Linked DNA regions of Mus musculus: all the other regions are linked to region 2. Evidence: chromatin loops called from intact Hi-C (ENCODE). Cell type or tissue: gastrocnemius. All regions are shown on one strand.

Region 1 (2,500 bases), 220 kb after region 2:
GAGGCTTCTCAGAGGAAGGGGTGACGTTTCAGTGCAGAAGTTAGACACTAAGCAGGATTTCACCAACAAATCACACAGTTATAAAAATATCACACCTTGGTTCAACCATGTAGTCTGGGATACAACAGTAAAAATAAGGCTGAAGTCTCTCCGTGAGTGGCTAGGCAAGGCAGAGGCATGCGCGCAGAGGGTTCTGAGACAGGTGTATGAGTTGGAGTAGGAGAACAAAGCAGGCCGGGGGAGGGCAGAGGTGGGCTCTGCAGAGCCAGGGCACAGTGGCTTCAGCAGTCCTCCCAGGAGGACCAAGTGACTTTGCCCACCTCTCGGGCAGCACCTCTATAGAGGAGAAAGCCGTTTCACCTGTAAGATGGACAACAGGCCCTTTGCGAAGATTCAAAGAAACCAGCTCTGAAATGCTCAGCACAAGGTCAGGCGAGCAACAAATATCCCACACATGCCAGACTCCTTCTCCCTGCCCCTGCCCCCAGGCAAGGAACAGCCCATTTACTGAATAGTGATTAAGAACATCAACTCTGGAGCCAGACTGCCTGGTCCAAAGCCCAATCCTGCCACTTACTAGCTAGTCCACCTTGGGCAAATCATTTGCCCTTTGTGTGCCTGTTTGGGAAATGGGGATCATAGTAATAGCGGCTACTTCCTTGTCTCCTCACCCCTACAGTTCCTAGCAACACATCTTTTGGGTGAAGTAATGAGGCAGTAAGAGTCAGCATCACATACAGAGGGGATGCCATAGAGAAAAGCCACTGAACCCCAGTCCATGCCAGGCTAAATCAGCCACACAGATTAAGTGCCTTCCCCTCCAATAAAACCCAGATAATCCCTACACCAAGAGTTAATCCTCACAGGACACTCCAATTTAGCAGCTCATAGTTTTCCTCCAACCAGCACTCTTGACTCCGAAGTGGGAAGGAAGGACAGATGGGGTGGGAGGAGGGAGGACCCTGGGTACAACGTGCCTCCTACTTTAGGGGCAGATGACCCAGGGATCAAAGGAGATGGATTAAAGTCAACCCAGGGCAAGCGCCTGGGTCTCTATGGATGGAGAAGGCAAGCATCAGACAAGGGCTATCATTGGCTATCATCATTCCTTTGGCCTGCCCCATCAGCATCCAGGCCCCAGCAGGGTGAGGCGTTGGCTCGTCTCTGAGCCCCGCCCACTTTGACCTGGAAGGTGGGGGCAGCCTGGCCCTAGGCAGCTGCTGCCCTCTTGTGGCTTAGAGTGCAAATTCACCCTAATCGTATCTGAATGTCTACAGGAAGAGTTCACTGAACTGTGGCTCCTCTAGGTTCATGGAAGACCTAGCCTGCCTCCTCAGGTTTGCTCTGTACAGTTTCTATAGGCTCCCCATCTCTTTGCCTCTTCCTGTAAGTACTGATTCCCGACTGACCCTTCAAGATCAGTCTGACTCTTTGTTTTTTGTTTTTTGAGACAGGGTCTCTCTAGTCCTAGCTGATCTGGAACTGGCTATGTAAACCATGCTGGACTCACAGAAATCCTCCTGCCCTCTCCCCCTCAACCATGTTGGAATCAAAGGCTTGTGCCAATACACCAGGCTCTACCCTAACTCCACAAGGATCCCTAGGAGCAACTGTAAGAATACTGCTGCTGGGATGGGGCACAGAGATCTTCCAGCAGTCTCTACACCCTTTGCCAGAGCCTGCAGTGAGTTGTTAGCTACAATATGAGATGTGAAGAGACAAATTAGGAGAGGCCAAACACTGTTTGGTATTTATTTATATAAAAATATTCATAAGCCTGACCTCACTCACCAACACGAAACATGCAGCTAGTGTACGTAAACACACACACACACACACACACACACACACACCAGGCCTTGGAAAAGGCTGTCAAGTATTTTGAAGGACAAGAAGGAATGAACACAGCTGGTTGGACTTTTGGTTTCGTCGGTAGGGACTGGTGGGGCTCTGGTCCCGTGTCTGAGAAAGTAAAAGGCAGAGGAAGGCAATAAATAGGCCCCAGGCCTGGGCTGCTTTGGTATAGTGAATGTCTCCCTGTGCAGGGTACCACGCCATGTGCCATTTAGGCACAAGCCAGACGGAGCAGAACCCCGGTAGCTGGTGTAGCAGCGAAAGGTCCCCTGCTGGCTCCAGAGGTAAGGTGGCCTCAATCTGCAGACTCTAGCTGTCCATGTCTGAGGGCATGGCCTTTTTCCGGGTTCGGACCTTCAGGGAGCGTGAGGTGCCCTTGGGAAGAGAAAGCCAGTATACCTTGAGTGGTGTGGGCACTGCAGCTCCATCCACACCCCCCTCATGCCGTCCTTCCAACACACTTACCTCTCGAGTCAATGGCTTCCTCTTGACCACCCGAAGGCTCTGGCTGCGGCCTAGAGGCTTCTCTCGGGGCCGAACAGGTGGCTGGGGGACGATCTCATTGTCTGACCAACACTCATCCTCTGTGTCACTGCCCTGCAGGCCGCCTGGCCGGTATCCTGCCAAAGAGAGGCCCGCAGGGCAA
Region 2 (2,500 bases):
ACGAAGGACATGGAAACCTCATGAATCAATCAGTCTCCACAGTCCACTTCTTGAAACGGAAGGAAACTGAAGTTAGGGGTGGTCTGGAGAGTCTTCCAACGCAGGCAAAGCTGAGCCACATACCCAGTATAGAAAAGCCGTTTTTCAAAATTCTCCCCTCTCCGTGTCCCGTCCTGCCTGCAGGAATTGCAGATGCTACTACAGTATCAATTTTCTCTGGTTCTCAATGCTTTTCAGAGTTGAGTGCTATTCCGATGTTATAATCATCAATGCTGAGAACTCATTGCACACTCACAGAGTACAGCTGGACCTGGGGTCCACACCTGGAATGCTAACACTTAGGAGGTGGAGCAGGAGGACTGGAAGTTCAAAATCATCCTTGGCCACACAAGTAGTTGACAAGGTAAGCCTTTGATACAGAAGACCCCTCCCCCCCAAAGTGCAGACATCCAGGCATACATACATACATACATAGTATGAAGTGGCGCTAGTATGTTTAGGGACATATCAGAAACTGCTGGAAATTCTATGCTAACTCCAAGAAAAATACATGTAATATTATCTTTTGTGAAACAAGTGAGCAACTCAAAGAACAGTTTTTAAAATAAAATATTCTAACAATATAATCCAACAATATACTAATGTTATAGGTGCTAGGAAGGATTGTAGAAAAATATTGGCTTTGTTTTTCTTTCTTTCTTTTTTTGGTTTTTTGTTGTTTTGTTTTGTTTTGTTTTGTTTCCAGACAGGGTTTCTCTGTATAGCGCTGGCTGTTCTGGAACTCACTCTGTAGACCATGCCTGCCTCTGCCTCCCAAGTGCTGGGATTAAAGGTGTGCACCACCACTGCCCGGCAGGATACAGATTCTTATCAGATGGCTCTTCTTATCGGATGGCTCTGGTGTGACAGTGCTGTGGAGTTCACCAGCACATGCCTCACAGGAGTGCAAAGGATGCTTTCTTTCTCAAACACCCTGCTTACCCTCCAACCAGTAGGGAAACAGGATACACACCACTCAGAACCACAAGGGGGCGCCCGAGTTTACTAGATTCCTTGGAAACTTTTTAAACCTGACCCCACGTATTCCAGAACACACCCCCACCCCCACCCCCAATCCCATCCCTGGCCTGTGGAAGCTGAATACTTTTCTCATAGCCATAGTCTAAAAGGAGCTAGAATCTACTAAGAATACGTCTTCCATCAAGCTGAACTTCACCCAGCTGGGGTAGGGATCCCGCTATGGGAATCCTGCAATAACCACAGTGACCTTCTGCTTGGCCTCTGGGGAGCCACAAGAGCAGGATCTTGTGCTGCACTGTCCCCAGACACAACCGAGGTGCAGAGACTTAGAGGACTTCTGGGTCTCCAGGCGCCAGTGTTAGGAAGCAAAGGTGTCAACAAATTCCCATAGCCCGTACTGAGGACAGTTGGGGTTTCAGCTGGCTCCCGGCTTCCTCACTCAGGGATTAGCTAACTCCGAAAGATCTTCTAGGTGAAGAGAGATACCCAATGGGCAGCTCTGGGCAGACAAGAGAAAGGTTTAAAATGGGCAGAGAGATGTGGACATGAGAAAGATGGACTGGGCAAAGGACAGGATGAGGACAGCTGTGGTGCCTGCCATCCTCAGCTTCAAAGGTTCCTGACTGTAGAGGGTCGGACAGTATACATCCCTAATCTCATTGCTATTTACCCTTTCCCCATTAAGTATGTAAATGGTCCTCCTATATCCATGGTTTCATAAACTAGAATTCAAAAATACTAAATGGAACACTCCAGAAACAAGCAACCCTTAAAAACAAAACAAAACAAAACAAAACTGTGTAATGCCACACTGTCATTGTTCTATCTTATTATCTATTACCATTCATCTTACTGTGGCAACTTTATAAACTTTATCTTAGATATATATGAAGAAAACAGCATATAGATACTGCCTGCTCTGTAGCTTCAGGCAATGTATCCTCCGAGCATAAGGGAGACACTGCATTAAGAAAAGAGAGGGTTCAGTTCCTGGCACCTTTGGACCAGGAAAGGTACTGAGTAACGGCAAAAGAAGAGCAGAGCAGAGCCAGAAATGAGCAGAGCATTGTGAAGGAGCAGGGGTACAGGAGAGGTCAGCCAGGTCATACCGAAGATGCTCAAGAAGAGTCCTCTCAAGGGCTTCAAACACGAGTGTACGCTGTCTGTTTTGTGGGGTTGATGTTGCAGCGGTATGGGGACTGAGCCACCAAGGAGAAATACAGGGACAAGGGAACATATAACAGGATTCCATGTAGGACTTAGAAAAAAATGTAAGCCTCAGACCAGGATATCAGCATTGAAGACAGGAGTGGAGTCTGGTGTGCATTAGAGATATGCACAGCAGGCATGGAGGTGAAGACTGAGGAGGACTGACAAGCTGAATAATCAAGATTATTTCTGAGTTTATTTTAAGAAAGTGGGTGAACTGAAGATGGGGAAGAGAAAAGGAGAACCAGGAATCAGGAGATAGTGGACAGAG
Region 3 (2,500 bases), 87 kb after region 2:
AGTACTGGGGTCGTTGTGAGCCAATCACCTCCAAGACACTGCAGCTCCTCAATGACCTCTCCATCGGATATCCTTTAAACTAGACTCTGAGCGACACAGAGTGTGCATGGTCTCCTGCTTGTGCTTGGGTGTCTTCTGTTTTCCTGGCACCCAAGGCAATATGTACACAGAATCTAGAATAAGTCCAAGTCCCTAAAAGTGAGGCACCACACAATATAATAGTTGACTACAGATTTATCACTGACTAGTCCTAAGATTTATAAATAAATACTAGACACCCAGAGTACAGCTCTCTGGCATGTTCTCTAACTAAGCTTTTAGCATCCATAGTGGGGAAAAAGCCTCATGGCTCTTCAGTGTAAGCATCCTGACACCAGGCTCTCTCACAGAAGTAGTGGCTTGCTAGCCTGGATTTAAACAATGTCTACTGTAAAGTTTGGATCACTCCACAGTCGGGAGCCAGCAAGTACAGGAACTACTGTACCATTTCTTAAACAACTTTTCCTCACTTCTTCAAAAGACTGTTTATAGCTAGTACCTTTTCAGAGTGAGAGAGGAGGCTGTTCACAATGCACAGTGGATACTCAGGTAGGGCTTTAAGGCATAAAGTCCCTCTTGAAATCCCTGCCAGAAGGAGCTCCTGTAGGATAATCCGGTTCTAAGAAGTTTCTGTGGTACTGATTTTCTTAAAAGTAGCAGTTTGGTATGGGTGTTCTCGTATTAATTAAATACTAACAAACACTTCTTACTTGGCAGCACTGTGCTCATATGGCTTAGAAAATAAGTTACTTGGGGAAAGCATCCTCACGCTGGACCATTGCTTAGTTTGTGCTGTACTTTCCTTGACTGTGACCCTTTGTCTTTACATACAGTAGCGTAAGGAAGTTAGTGAAGCTTAGCGCTGTACAGTTCATGCTGAACAATCACACGGTGAGTGATCCCAGCCTCCATCCACCCTCATACACTTCCTCAGCACTGCTAAGCAAGTATTTCAGTTGAGTCCTGCATCTCTGCCAGATTACACTCCCATCACAGAACTGCTTTTGGGGTCAGGATGCAGGCCTGACCTGTATTAAAGTCACCTACTGCTGTATATACTTGGGATAAACCAGTAATAACAGCCACAATAACTTTAAAAAGAGAAGCATCCTTGTATCCTTTAAGAATGACCATGGGGCTAGTGTGTAAGGGCTCAGTAATTCTGAAATTACTGACTTGCCTTCTACCTCTTAACCCTTGTTTTTACCTTTTTAACTTGTTTTCTTTTTTTTTTTTTAATAGAGCGAGCACTTTTCATTTTTGGGTATTAACAATCAGTCCAACCTGACAGACATGCGGTGTCGGACTACCTTCTACACAGCACTTGGGCGTCTCCTCATGGTGGATTTAGGTACTGCAATAAACCCTAGAGGCTCAAGAAGTAATCTGGCCCTGTACTAAATTTTTATCTGAGAACAGAGAGTAGAAATGGGACAAGTCTTCTCGGTTGTTTCAACAGTGACCAAAAACATCTGAATAACCCCTTCTTTTCATAAAGAACGCATTAAACTGCCATGCTTCCTCTACTGGAATAGGGTAACAATTTGCAACCAAGTTTTCATCTTGATATGCTATATCTTTTAAAATTCTCTTCAAGCTGAATACAGTAGTGTGAAACTGTTATTCCATTGTTTAGTGGTTTTGAGACCAACCAGAGAAATATAGTGAGATTCTTGTCTAAAACAGTTTTTCAAATATAAAATTCTGTCTTTGACTACAATGTCTATAAAATAAGAGAGTTCTTTAGATTCTTATCAGAGCTGGAGAGATGACTCAGCCCTTAAAGGCTAGGCTCACAACCAGAAATGTAAGAGGTTCTTACTACCCAGAACCACCCCACACTGGTGAGCAGCCCCCTGGCCCAGCCAACGGGGGCTTAGTTACGTGGGTCTCAGTGCAGATGCACAGGGAAGGACAGCCACCTAGGTAGCACTGCTGCTTCAACTCACCATTGCTGCTCAGTGGTGCTTGTCGTTGTGACTTTGAGTTGTTTTCATTTCAACCTACTAAAATGACGGGACACCTTCTAGGCTTATGAAAAACTTAAGAAAAGTGCGTGTGAGTAAAGCTTCCAGAAGCATCTCACTCGTTCTAGCACAGCAGTCTTGGTCCCTTCTCTACTGAGTACAAAATAAACAGACAGCAGCAGCGCCTGTGCACATGCACGTCTCAGCTAACCTTTGACCTTTGACTTGAATTACTACTGTCACCTGTTGGGATAGTTAAGGGAACCTTTGGGTTACCTTGAGACCTCTTTTTTTGCCCAACTTATTTTTCAAGCATTCACAGCTTGGACTTGTTGGCATCAGAGTCACCCCCAGGGTTGTTTCCCTTGCAGGAGAGGATGAAGATCAGTATGAACAATTCATGCTTCCTCTAACAGCAGCGTTTGAGGCTGTGGCCCAGATGTTCAGCACTAACAGCTTCAATGAACAGGAGGCAAAGGTGAGTCCTCCACCTG

Evidence for each region. Peaks named below come from ENCODE experiments on the same cell type or tissue, not always from the same donor. Only the 100,000 strongest peaks of a DNase experiment are listed, where the experiment ranks them.
Region 1: it touches region 2 in a loop (5-fold over the local background); 6 of 42 quality-filtered maps call a loop at or near these places.
Region 3: it touches region 2 in a loop (12-fold over the local background); 27 of 42 quality-filtered maps call a loop at or near these places.

The regions. Positions count from the first base shown.
Region 1 is chr14:70,548,159-70,550,658 of GRCm38, reverse strand. It overlaps Reep4 (receptor accessory protein 4), which reads right to left. Exons shown (of 8, transcript NM_180588.2): 7 at 2,320-2,474; 8 at 1,724-2,229. The coding sequence ends at 2,164. Among named protein-coding and RNA genes, the nearest start is that of Reep4, 4.2 kb to the right of the region's middle. In gastrocnemius, no CTCF peak of the experiment used is centred here; DNase peaks (open chromatin) are centred at 437 and 1,193; H3K27ac peaks cover 1,191 bases.
Region 2 is chr14:70,768,236-70,770,735 of GRCm38, reverse strand. It overlaps a transcript of Xpo7 not described here and a transcript of Dok2 not described here. Among named protein-coding and RNA genes, the nearest start is that of Dok2, 4.9 kb to the left of the region's middle. In gastrocnemius, a CTCF peak has its summit at 1,013 (motif pointing right); a DNase peak (open chromatin) is centred at 1,024; H3K27ac peaks cover 584 bases.
Region 3 is chr14:70,681,223-70,683,722 of GRCm38, reverse strand. It overlaps Xpo7 (exportin 7), which reads left to right. Exons shown (of 28, transcript NM_001359888.1): 16 at 1-67; 17 at 867-930; 18 at 1,282-1,390; 19 at 2,378-2,484. Among named protein-coding and RNA genes, the nearest start is that of Xpo7, 26 kb to the left of the region's middle. In gastrocnemius, no CTCF peak of the experiment used is centred here; a DNase peak (open chromatin) is centred at 1,379.